Linked DNA regions of Homo sapiens: regions 2 and 3 are each linked to region 1. A link is a contact called in ENCODE Hi-C or POLR2A ChIA-PET data. All regions are on one chromosome and are shown on one strand. Each heading gives the region's core, a stretch centred on a gene start or an enhancer-like site at or near the end of the contact. The rest is flanking DNA. Distances are from core to core; before and after follow the strand shown. Region 1 holds the start of TMEM165 (transmembrane protein 165). Region 2 holds the start of CRACD (capping protein inhibiting regulator of actin dynamics). Region 3 overlaps LOC105377657 (a long non-coding RNA gene).

Evidence for each region. A loop is a pair of places that touch in the nucleus more often than their neighbours do. ChIA-PET counts read pairs that join two places held with the same protein, here RNA polymerase II (POLR2A). Pooled maps may share reads with other maps.
Region 2: a map of OCI-LY7 shows a loop between it and region 1 (2.8-fold over the local background). The contact joins the promoter of CRACD here to the promoter of TMEM165 in region 1. A Hi-C loop is called at or near these places in 2 of 168 maps with a recorded cell type or tissue (OCI-LY7 and naive thymus-derived CD4-positive, alpha-beta T cell) and 6 of 50 pooled maps.
Region 3: a loop to region 1 is called in a map of ascending aorta, with 19 times the contacts of the local background. The contact joins the enhancer-like site here to the promoter of TMEM165 in region 1. A Hi-C loop is called at or near these places in 2 of 168 maps with a recorded cell type or tissue (ascending aorta and heart left ventricle) and 6 of 50 pooled maps. POLR2A ChIA-PET finds 5 or more read pairs at or near these places in 1 of 52 experiments (activated T-cell).

Annotation. Positions count from the first base shown.
Region 1 is chr4:55,393,571-55,397,636 of GRCh38, reverse strand. It overlaps TMEM165 (transmembrane protein 165), which reads right to left and starts at 1,680. Exons shown (of 6, transcript NM_018475.5): 1 at 1,241-1,680. The coding sequence starts at 1,447. RefSeq lists silencers at 1,005-1,474, 1,675-1,874.
Region 2 is chr4:56,046,751-56,050,816 of GRCh38, reverse strand. It overlaps CRACD (capping protein inhibiting regulator of actin dynamics), which reads right to left and starts at 1,719. Exons shown (of 11, transcript NM_001393381.1): 1 at 1,518-1,719. RefSeq lists an enhancer at 1,148-1,823 and a silencer at 1,354-1,993.
Region 3 is chr4:54,782,591-54,786,656 of GRCh38, reverse strand. All of the region lies in intron 2 of LOC105377657 (a long non-coding RNA gene), which reads right to left. Among named protein-coding and RNA genes, the nearest start is that of LINC02358, 61 kb to the left of the region's middle. Within about 2 kb of position 2,401, at least 12 of the 41 ENCODE cell types and tissues checked have a DNase peak (open chromatin) inside an H3K27ac peak, as active enhancers do; they include ascending aorta and heart left ventricle, where a contact is called at or near this core.

The DNA.
Region 1 (4,066 bases), core at 431-2,930:
GGAAAGGAAAGGAAAGGGTCAGATAAATCACCCTTAACCAAGAAATTTTAGGGAAGTCTTCACAGAGAGTAGGTATCTGCTGGTTCTCCAAGGTGGGAAGAGTTGATCCGTGGCTTCAAACTCCAGGTCTTTTTTTTTTTTTCTTTGAAAAGGTCTTGTGTTAGGGAGGAACTGGCAAGAGAGCACAAAGCCTGTCCCAAAGGGCTCTTGAAGCACATTCTTTTTTGCAGATGAGCATATCCCTTTAGCATATGAGCAAGAAAGCGGTGGCTAAAAAGCCTGGAGGTGAGCTGGAGCCAGATCAGAAGAAACCTGAACATCACTCTCCTAAAAAGGCTGGACTGAAATTAGTGGAGGCAACTCACCGACGACTTCTGACAAGATGGCAGAATTCAATGTTCGGGAAGATTAGTTACGTGGAGATGGGCTGGATGTGGCCTGGGTGGGAGTGGGGGTTTGAGTGCCACACTGGCCGGGATTCAGGGAGCAGATACTGGAAATGACGACAAAGCCCACGACTGGGAGAAGGGAGAAATGTTAAAACGCTGCCAAGTGACTAAGGACTAATTCTATTAACAGATTAAAAAGTTGATTTCTAGTATCTATTCAGGGAAGGACAAAATACAGGATTCTGTTTTACTTATAAATGTAGTTTTGGCATCCCACATCGCTGCAGCACGCTGTACTGCCGGAGACTAATTCCTCTGCGTTCCTAAAGGCTACTTCCTGCTAGCCAAAGCACATTTTTAAAAAGTGAGAGTCATGGTTCATAATCCATATTTGGCAAAAAGCACAGGCAGTGCCAAGTTGAATTTGGGTAAGCAGTTTGGCATAAGCTATTTCAACAATGAAATGGCCGATGTGATGATCCTCAGGGAATACAAAAAGCCTCCTAGCAGCCTTCTGTTAAAAACTTTTTGGTAGGGATGAGTCTTTCTAGCTACTCTAAGACACATCTGATCAATAAAACGCCCATCCCGGAGCAGCATCTTGGCCCTCCGGAGATCAACGTTTATAGCGGGCTCCTCTTGGACTCTCCCTCTCCCTTTCCCTAAAGGAGCGGGCAAGACCAGGCCTCACCGGAAAACAGCGCAGCCGACCGCCCTCCACCCCGGGAGCAGGGGCCGGGCTCCCCTCCCCCAGCCGAGGCCGGCGGAGTGCGGCGCTTTCAAAGGCCTGGAGCCTGGTACTCGGCGCAGCCGGCCCTGCAGCCTCGCTCGCCCCATCCCGGCCCGCTCACCTCGACCCGGGCCGGCTCGGGGCCCTGCACAGCCACAGGCTGCGGCTGCAGCTGCTGGGCCGGCGCCGGCGGTTCTTTGTTCCGGTGGCTAAGGTCTTCATCTGGGCCGGCCCGGACCGCAGCCGGGGCCCACAGCAGCGGAACCAGAAAGAGCAGAAGCAGCCGGGGCGCCGATGCGCGGCCGTTCCCTGGAGCCGCGGCCGCCATCCCGCCTGCCGGGCCGGCCGCGCACGGGCGCCGCAAGAGGAAGTGCCGGCGACGGGAAGCCTCGACCCCGAACAGCCTCCGCGGCGCGTCCTCACGACTCGCCGCCGCCGCCGCTTAGGGAGCAGTCAGCACCATCCGGGAGGTGCAAGCAGCGGGAGTGAGGTGAGGGGCAGGCCGAAGTCCGCAGCCCCGGCTCGGCGCCCGTCCTCTCCGGCGGCGGCTAAACTGGAGTCAGCCAGCTGCCTCGGCGCGGCCCAGCCCCGACTCCTCCCGGCCCCGTCCCTGCCCGCGACGGCCTCCCATTGGCCCGGCGACCGCCTTGGCGTCGTGACGTCCTCTGCCAGGTTGAGGTGCGGCGCGGGCCCTCCTCCCATTGGATCCGGCGCTCCCGGCAGGTACCCGGCGCCGCGTGTCCTTCCTCTGCTCGCATCCTCACCGCGCCGCGCCCGGGGCTCCCTTTCTCTCTCTGTGCCCCACCGTCCCAGGACTGCGAGGTCCTTCACTTCTGCTTCCTCCAGAGCCTTCCGCCGTAATGTCCGCACCCGCTGTTCCCTGCGCTTAGTCTCTCTTAGAGGTCAAATTAGTGCGAGCGCCTCTGGTTACGTGGCGCTGACTCGCAGGCACTGCCACGCCCAGCTCTGTTCCGCTCTCCCCCGCCGAGCCTCTGTGCCACCCTCCATGTGGCCACCTACCGCCAAAAACGTTCTTAGGAGCTCAAAATGCTATTTTTTTTTTAAAGTTCTGAAATGGGATTTGGAAATAACATGACATTTTTCAAGCCTTGTTTTAAGATACTGCCTATAATTACCCCAGACCAAAAATGGCTAACGTTGCCCTTGTCCAGTATGGCCTTGACGTTTTGGGTGCATCTTGTTTTGTGCTATTCCTTAGACCCTTTAAAAATGCTGGGCTTTTGAAATGGACTGTTTAAGACTTTTGCAGGATGGAGCTTTGAGTGGGCAAGACTAGAAGACAGGAAAGGATGGTCTTGAGTTAGGCTTGAGAATATTTTTACGTCTTCCCAAAAGAAAAAGTGAGCTACTTAATTACCATAAGTTTGAGACCTAGTCCCTAATAAAAATCGATAGTGCTAACCATGTGCCAGGCACTAATCTAATATTATACATATTTACATACAGTAAACCTGTACTCAGTAAAGAGCTAAGGAAGTTTATCACTAACTGAAACAAAAAATTAATCCACCAAAACAATCTGTGGGAAAGTGGGCAAACCTACTTTGAGTTCACCAAAGATACAGTGTTTGTCACAGGATAATAAAATTTCCGTCTGTTTTTTTGTTTTGTTGTTTTCTTTGTTTTTGTTTTTGAGACGGAGTTTCGCGCTTGTTGCTCAGGATGGAGTGCAATGGTGAGATCTCGGCCCACTGCAACCTCCTCCTCCCGGGTACAAGAGATTCTCCTGCCTCAGCTTCCCGAGTAGCTGGGATTACAGGCATGCTCCACCATACGCGGCTAACTTTGTAATTTTAGTAGAGATGGGGTTTCTCCATGTTGGTCAGGCTGGTCTCGAACTCCAGACCTCAGGTGATCTGCCGGCCTCGTCCTCTCAAAGTGCTGGGATTACAGGTGTGAGCCACCGCGGCCGGCCTCCGTCCATGTTATTCTGTCCGTAATTCCCCTTCTTCCATTCTCTCCTTGTAAACTCCTACTCATACTTCCAAAACCTATTCAAGCTTCCACTCTCAGAACTTTTCCCCAACACATGGCGTTACAGAATTTGTCACTTGTTCCTTCATGTTATTGCTTTATGCATTCTTCTATTACTGTGTAAGTAGGATGCCTCCACTTACAGTTTGGGGTGTGTTAAAAGAAAAACCTTAGACAAATTAAACTTAACAGCGTTTAATCAAGCAAAGAACCCAAAGAATGATCTGCAAATCAAAAAGACCCCAAATCAAAGTAAGTTCAGAGAGGCTCCAGTCTTGCCGAGTGGTCGGAAAAAATAAAGTGACTTACAGAAAACATAATTGAGGGACAGAAACAGCTGGATTGGTTGTAGCTCAGGTTTGCCCTATTTGAACACGGTTTGAACAGTTGGCCACTTGTGATTGGCCAGAACTCTGTGATTGGTACAAGAATAGGTTACAGTCTGTTTACATACCCAATTAGGCTACAGTTCACCATGTATGGGGAAACCTTTAGGCCTAACTTAAAATATGTAAGGAGGCAGCTTTACACTAAATTTAACAGATGCAACTATCATCCCTGGAGTGCAAATGTTTGAGCTTTCAGAAGCCAGTAATAACATAAAACCCAGAAGCCCAAACTTCAACTACCTCCCCTTAATGCATACAGGATTTGCTGTGCTTAAAAGGGGCCTGAAAGGGAGGCTTGAGGTCCCAAGGGAGGGACCTGAAAGGAGCAGCTTAGGCTGAAGACAGAGCCAGAAGGGTGAATGTAGCAAAACTGGCTGTGTGTCCCTCATTGCTGAAAGCTGCTTTGTTTATTTTCTAGGATGGGCTGCCCACACTCCAGGGCTTTCTCACAGGAAGGACTCCTGGCCAAATTCAGTCATCTCAACATATGAGGCAGTGAGGACTTCTGGGCTACAGCTGCAGGATGCTGAAGCACCAGCTGCTGAGCATGCAGTGGTTCAGGG
Region 2 (4,066 bases), core at 470-2,969, 650 kb before region 1:
TACAATGCATTTTAAATAATCAACAGTGGAAAGGGCGATCCAGTAACATGATTTTTTCCCTGCCCACTTCTGAGTTGAAGTGATCTGTAATGCAACCATATTATATTTTTCAAAATGTTTCTTTTTCAAAGCTGCCTTTGAAATTTTTTTTCATATAGGCAATTTTCTCTTGAATATACTGAACAAGGATTCCCTTTTCCCAAAGGATAAAGGAGACAGTAGTGAAGGAGTCTTCTCTTTGTTGACTTTTTAAAAATTACTCAAAACTGACTGTTTTATTCAGATTCCTGAGTCACAAACAATGCCAAAGAACTGTGAGCCATTTTTTATATAATTCCACAATTACTATAGGTGATTTTTAAAGGAAACATTGATTTAACTCACAACTTAATGAATCAAAAATTTGCCACAGGATATTTACTAAGAATCTTTTTCTAAAACTGCCTTATCCTTTGTATTCTAACCACTCCCTCTCCACCACCACCACTTACCACCCCCAATACACACACACACACACACACACACACACACACACACACACACTCCCTCACCTACACCAGATCAGTTTCCCAGCCATTATTCCTAAAACCATATTAAAATTTCACAACACATGGTCGTACTTACTAGGTTTTCTTCCCCCTCCCCCTCCACTGAATCAATGTGTCTTGAAATATATATTCTCTTAAAATTCAGAATTCAGAAAATGATTACGATGTCTCTAACTCAAGAACACATATTATAAAATTCAAAGTCGGCTTCTGTTTACTGATAATCATGAAAAAAAAAAAGCCATACCCCACCCACCGTATCCGTAGGGTTAGGAGGTCCAATCTCGCCACTACAGAGCTCTGCAAGAAAGGACGGTTATAGTGCCAGGAAAACCATCGCAACAAGCCCCGGGCGAAGATAAAGAAAACAGATTTTACACCACGGGCAGCGCGCAGTCTCCTGGCCCCGGCCCTTGGTAAACAGGGGAAACCTTTGTCTTGCCTCAGCTATCAAACTGGTGGCTCATCAGAATTGGGGCAACAAGAGTTTGTGCGAAACGGTCTGGCAGAGGTTAAACAAAGCAATGCAGCTCCGGGGGCGGTGGGGAGAGGGCTGAGCCCGGACGGCGTCCGCGATCCCGGACGGTGAGGTCTGGTTCTGGCCCTTGCCGCGGTCGGGACCGAGCCAGGGACCTGGGGACAGGATGGCGAGGCGCGGGAAGAGGAGAAGGCAGGCGAGGTCCCATATTCTCCGCAAGTTCCCGGGGTGCAGCCCGGCGGCAGGTTCCCCTGCGGGGATCCAAAGCGCGCAAGCCGCGCGCAGGTTCCTCCGGGAGGGTCCGCGCCTCCCACATGGGGACACCGCCCCGAAGCCCACCGCCCGCCGCGCCGAGCCCACGCCCCCGGGGCCAGGTCCCCTGGAGTCCCGGGGCGCTGCGGGGGCCCGGCCCGGAGGGGCGCGAGTGGAGGAGAGAAGCCCGCCCCTGTCCCCATTGTCTGGCTCCGGCCGCGGGCCGAGCAGGCGCTCACCTGAGGTCCCCGCCTGGCGCTCCGGCTGGCAGAGCGGCTGGCCGGCGACCGGCGGTCCCGGGCGGGCGGCGGACTCGGCGGCACTGCGCGCGGCAGCCTCCGCATCAGCAGCCGCCGCGGCAGCAGCACCAGCAGCGCACCCGCCTCTCAGTCGGCCGTGGCCTCCATTGCTCTCCCCACTGCCGCCACCGCGCGGCACTGCGCGCCCGGCCCCGCGCGGCGTGGTCACATGCTCCGCCGGCGCCTCGGGCGCTCGGACCCGCGCCGCCGCCCCGCCCGGCTTCGCCCAGGGACAGCTGAGCGTGAGGCGCCGGCTTCCTTCTCGCGCCCTCCGGGAGTGGCGCACACCAGATGGCTCCCCTCCCCAGGGGTGCCCAGAAACCAGGAGCGGGCCCCAAGGAGGGGCGTGGGGTTGACCAGTGCCCTCCCGGCTTCTGCAAAGCCTGACTCGAGGGAGTGCTGAACTCGTGGGGTCTGAGGTTACAGTGGTGGGCTCACAGCGAGGCTCATCCTGCGTGTGGCGAGAACATTGGACCATCAGTCACCACCCCACAGGTTGCAAATTCGGTCCCTGTTACCCGCAGCAGTCTCTCTAATAGGAGATACCGGGAGCCCAGGAGAAGTTTCGCCCTGCAGAGTCCCAACCACAATAAATGGCACTGGGACTCCTGAGAGTTGAGTAAGTTGGAAAATGCCACCTAGAAATAGAAAGGCTAGAAATTGCATTGCTGAGTCCCTGTACATCCGAACGGAGTGACATTGACAATGTGCATTATTGTCCCCAGCCATAATGAAATTAAATATTGATTTTGATGCTTTAAGGAAAATGACTTCTCCTTTTGTGGGCTAACGAAGAAAACAAGACTTTTCCTTCATACTTTTTGTTGTGACTATGCCAGTGCAACTACTGGAAATCAGTTTCTGGTGATCTTTTTAGTTTACTATGTATGCAAGGATGCTAAAAATAATTGAATATCATTATTAAACAGGAAATTTTAAAGCAAAATGACTAGACAAAAGATGCAAAATACGAAAGATAGCCCTAAATTATACCCAGTATTGAGCCAGATGTCCCAAATGCCAAAAATAGGACTAGTAATTTCTTTTCTTTTTTTTTTTTTTTTTTTTTTGAGACGGAGTTTCTTGTTGCCCAGGCTGGAGTGCAGTGGCGCGATCTCAGCTCACTGCAACCTCCAACTCCCGGGTTCAGGCGATTTTCTTGCCACAGTCTCCCTCTGAGTAGCTGGGATTACAGGCGCCCGCCACCACACCCAGCTAATTTTTGTTTTTATTTTTAGTAGAGACGAGGTTTCACCTTATTGGCCAAGGACTAGTAATTTCACTGCATGACTTAAAGGAGCAACCTTGAGACTGGGAGAATCTAGTGCATGTTACCTTATCCAACTGGTTTATTCTAGATAAACATTTAAGTTAAATATCAGTATAATATATGGCTTTGTATTTTCGTGAATATAGATACTTAGTTCAGTGTGCACATATCCTAAACTATGTCTGCTTTATTCCAAATTAGAATAATGCAGAGTTTTAGAAAGGGTTGAGCAAATTTCTTTTGATTTGAGTTTAGTAGCGTTAGAAGTTCCCAGAAGCCGGCCGGGCGCGGTGGCTCATGCCTGTAATCCCAGCACTTTGGGAGGCCGAGGCAGGCGGATCACCTGAGATCGGGAGTTCAAGAACAGCCTGGCCAACTTGGCGAAACCCCGTCTCTACTAAAAATACAAAAATTAGCCAGGCGTAGTGGCGCATCCCTGTAATCCCAGCTACTCGGGAAGCTGAGGCAGGAGAATCGCTTGAACCCGGGACGCGGAGGTTGCAGTGAGCTGAGATTGCGCCATTGCACTCCAGCCTGGACAACAAGAGAGAAACTCCATCTCAAAAAAAAAAAAAAAAAGAAGTTCCCAGAAGCCAAAAATCAAATCTATGCAGAACATATAGCTGAGATCTTGTTCTTGATATATATTATAGTCTTGCCAACTACATGAAAACACAAACAAATGTCCATATAAAAATTCAAATGTTCATAAGTCAAACGTAGGTCTACTATCTTTTCACTTTGTAGGACAAGGCACCCCAATTCATATACACCCAAAAAATATCGCCGGAGTTCTGGAGAAATGATGCTCATATTGGACCATTCTAACAACTAGACTTAGTGTCTCATGGGCCTCAGAAATCGGAATCCATCAGGCACCACTTTTGACAGGTGCTGTTTTTTTCCCTCACTTTTCAAATACATTGGTTCATAGCAACTATATCCAGGGCTATAACAAGATTGCATGGCACCCTAACCCCAAGTATCAGTCTACTATTCCACGTTTTCGATAGCTAACTGCCTACCAGTGGAAACATTTTTCAGAGGCCATAATACAAAAAAAAAAAAAAAAAAAAAAAAAAAAAGATGCAGAACATCTAGAATTTTTTTTAACACTTAACCATTTAACTGCTGTGTGAGAGGTTATAGAAAATATGTGGGAAATAAATTTCGTAGTTAGACCAGTAGTTTCAGCTGTAGGGATACTTGCACTGTAGGA
Region 3 (4,066 bases), core at 1,152-3,651, 610 kb after region 1:
AGGTGGGAGGATCGCTTGAGTCCAGGAGTTCGAGGCTGCAGTGAACTATGATCACACCACTACACACCAGCCTGGGTGACAGAGCAAGACCTTGTCTCAAAAATAAATAAATAAATCAGACAAAAAAGATTAAAATGTTGGTGAGACTGTGGAGAAATTGGAATTTTTATATACTGTTAGTGGGAATGTAAAACAGTGCAGCCAATATAGAAAACAGTATAAAGTTTCCTCAAAAAATAAAAAATAGAACTACCATATGTTCCAGCAATTCCACTACTGGGTATATCCCAAAAGAATTGAAATTAGAATCTTGCAGGGATATCTGTACTCCCATGTCCATTGCAGCAGTATTAGCAATAGCCAAGACATGGAAGCAACCAAAATGTTCACTGGCAGATGAATGGATAAAAAAATATGGTATATATATACAATGGAATATTATTCAGCCTTTAAAAAGAAGAAAATCCTGTCACTTGAGACAACATGGATGAACCCGGAGGACATTATGCTAAGTGAAATGAGCCAGTCACAGAAGACAAATACTGCATGATTCCACTTCTATGAGGTACCTAAAATAGTCAGACTCACACAAGCAGAAAATAGAAGTGACTACCAGGAGCTGAGCTGGGGGGAGTAGGTTGGGACTTGTTCAGTTGATATAAAGTTTTGGTTATGCAGGAGAAATAACTTCTAGAGATCTGCTGTACAGCATAGCACCCATAGTGAATGGTACTGTATTATGCCCTTAAACATTTGTTATGAGGTTAGATCTCATGTTAAGCACTCTTGCCAAAAACAAACAACACAAAACAAAGAAAAAGGAAAAAAACAGTGGAGGGAGGACACAGGGAAACTTTTAAAGGTGATGGAGATGTCTATTACCTTGATTGTGGTGATAGTTTTATAGGTGTATGCATATGTCCAAACTCTTCAAATTATATGCATTAAACGTACATAGTTTTAATATATCAATTATATCTCAATAAAACTATTAAAAAACAAATCAAATTAACTTCAGTACTATATATTATTTAACCTGTCATATATTTAAAAATATCATTTCAGCATGTAATCAACATAAAAATTATTAAGTATTTTCACAGTCCTTTTTTCATACTAAACCTTTGGAAACTGTTGCATATTTTATACTAACAACACATCCCAGTTCGAGACACCTATATTTCTAGTACTCAGTTGCCACATGTGGTCATGGCCACTGTAGTAGACAGTGCAGCTCTGTGGCCTCAGCCCACAGAGATGAGCCTAGGATGCTTTGCATTGCAGAACTGTCTTTCTCTTAACGCTTGAGCTATTGGGAAATCAGAGCCATGTTATTTATCATGAAAGAGCATTTGATTAAAAGTATAAAATATCCTAGGTCAGATGGCTCACTGTAGTTGCAGGGGAGACAGTGAATTGCTGACCATGCACTGTGATACATCAAAATATAGGGACATTCAGGCACCTCCTCAGCCTACTGAATCAGGATCTTTGGGGTGAGTCTAGAAAACAGATTTTTAAGTACAGGTTTTAATATGATAATAAGTGGTGCCTGTTATTAATGGGAGGACATTGAATCCCAGAGAGAATGAATGACTCACTCATGTTCTTCTCATAGTTAGGGGTCAGCTAGACCTAGAACCTCACTTGGACCCACTAGACACCTTTCCACGCCCTCACCACAATCACTGCCAACTGCTATTCCAGCACAATTCTTGCCAAGAAAATACCTGCTGTCATGTGACAGGTATCAGCACACTTTAGGAGCAGTCAAGACAACTTCCTAAGAAGGTAAACTATATTTTCCCAACTTACCAAATTAGAGTAAGAAGAATAGATTTCTTCCTTTAATCTGGCTTTGTCTCAGACTGGAAGTGCTCTCTTGTCCAGTTAGAAACTAATCGTGATAAAATTAGTAGGCCAGAAGGACACTCATGGCCCATCTTTAACAGGATTTATAGCCCTGGTTCCTTTTCTTGTTGCCTCTGTGGAAATGTGCAAGCATACACATAGTTAGGAAGGTTTGAAGGAAATGCCTTAGAGAAGTCTCAGTGACCAAGAAAAGCTAGTCAAATTGCCAGCTTCGGCCACAGCCATGTGTTAAAATGCTCTGCAGACCCAAGTGTGATCATGAAACAAGTACAGCAAGAACAGCAGGTCTGTAAACATCCTGATGACAATGGGGAACAAACAGCTGGGCCGAGACCAGATCGGTTCAGGCAAATGTGCTCGTGCTTTTGATCCAAGTGCAAGATGAGCGGATGCAGGGGAGGCGGCAGCTGCGGCACAGCTGGACTCAGGAGGCATGTGATAGCGTGACTTGCAAATCATGCTGGAAAAATTCATTCTACTAAGCTTGGACGTGAACACAGTCACGTGGGGCCCATCAGCTCACACACTGCAGCCAAGAGCGAGACAGAAATGCAACCGGGCTAATAAGAGGCGTCAGGCCCACTTCTAGTTGGACACGGCTGTCTTTCAGGGAAGGAATGGGACAGGAAATGCACTATATTTGGAAATGACTCTAAATTTAGAATGAAAGACTGACTTGAGAATACTGAAAACTTGATTGAGAGATACTTAAATGTATTTTATAAGCATGGAAGGCATTTACTGGGGTCTCTACCATAGTGTTTTTTGCTTGTTTGTTTGTTCGTTGAAGACAAGGTCTCACTGTGTCACCCAGACTGGAGTGCAGTGGCACAATCACAGCTCACTGCAGCCTCAACCTCCTGGGCTCAAGTGTTCCTCATGCGTCAGCCTCCAGAGTAGCTGAGGCTACTTGACCACAGGCAAGCACCACATGCCTGGCTAATTAAAAAAATTTTTTTTTGTAGAGATGGTATCTCCCTGTGTTGCCCTGGCTGGTCTCAAACTCTTGGGCTAAAGTGATCCTTCCACTTCAGCCTCCTAAAGTGCTGGGATTGCAGTTGGGAGCCACAGCTCCTGGCTTCATAGTGTTTAATATGAAAGGCTATTCTGATCTTTCCTACTGGTCTAGCACTTTGGGGTTTGCAAAGAGCCTTACATTCACTTTCACTTCACCAATGAGTAAATAAGCCTCAGAAAAACTGAGTAAATACTAGAGCTCCAGTGGCGCAATCGGTTAGCGCGCGGTACTTATACAGAAAAACTGAGTAAATACTGAATGTATGTGTGTGTAGACATACAATATTACATGATGTGCTATTAATATAGCATGTGTATATATACTGTTTTACACATATTTATATATATTATCATACTATATATGCATATATGCATACTATTATAATCATTCATTTAACAAATATTTATTGAGCAATTACTTAGGTACCGGGCACAGTGCAGTATATCAACAAGGGTAAGGGATGCAGACATTGCAACTCTCATGGAACTCAGAGCCTAGTTAGGAAGAAAACCATTGCATAAACAATCACAACATAAATATGATTAGAGTCTGGAGTAAGTGCTACAAAAGAAAAGTCTAAGAGGTCACAAGAGTATAAGAAGAGGGTCTGCCTTGCCTGGAGCATCAGATGCTCCCCTGAGGAAGGAGCCTGTGAGCTGAGCGGTCCGGATGAGCAGGTGTTTTCTACAGTCTGTGCATTGTGTCTGCTGAGAATCTGGAAATTAAAAATGCTGCTGTTGGGGGTTTCACCATGTACGGACGAGGCAGGAGTTCCTCCAAAAAATACAAATTCCATGAGGTTAAATCAGACCTCTCAGCCCCAATCAAAAGGTAAGGACTTCGTGGAAGCTAAGGTCAAAGTCCAATCGATTTAATAGACCCTGAGAATGTAACATCCTATGGAAGCTGAAATCTAAGTGCAGGTTAGTTCTCCCAATTGCTTTCTGCCCTTTAAGGTTAGAGAAAGATGACAGCAAGAAGCATAAAACTCAGTTGTGGCTCTCAGAGCAGTCCTTGTTTTGAGGTTTTCTTTTTTCTGTCTTCTCCTTTCCCCCCTGTCTCCTCTCTGTCTTTGTCCTCCTTCCTCTACCTTCTTTATTTTTCACTGTTATAGATTAGTACCATCTATTCTATTAATATTGACTATAAATGCATGTTTTCTTCATGTTAAATGCC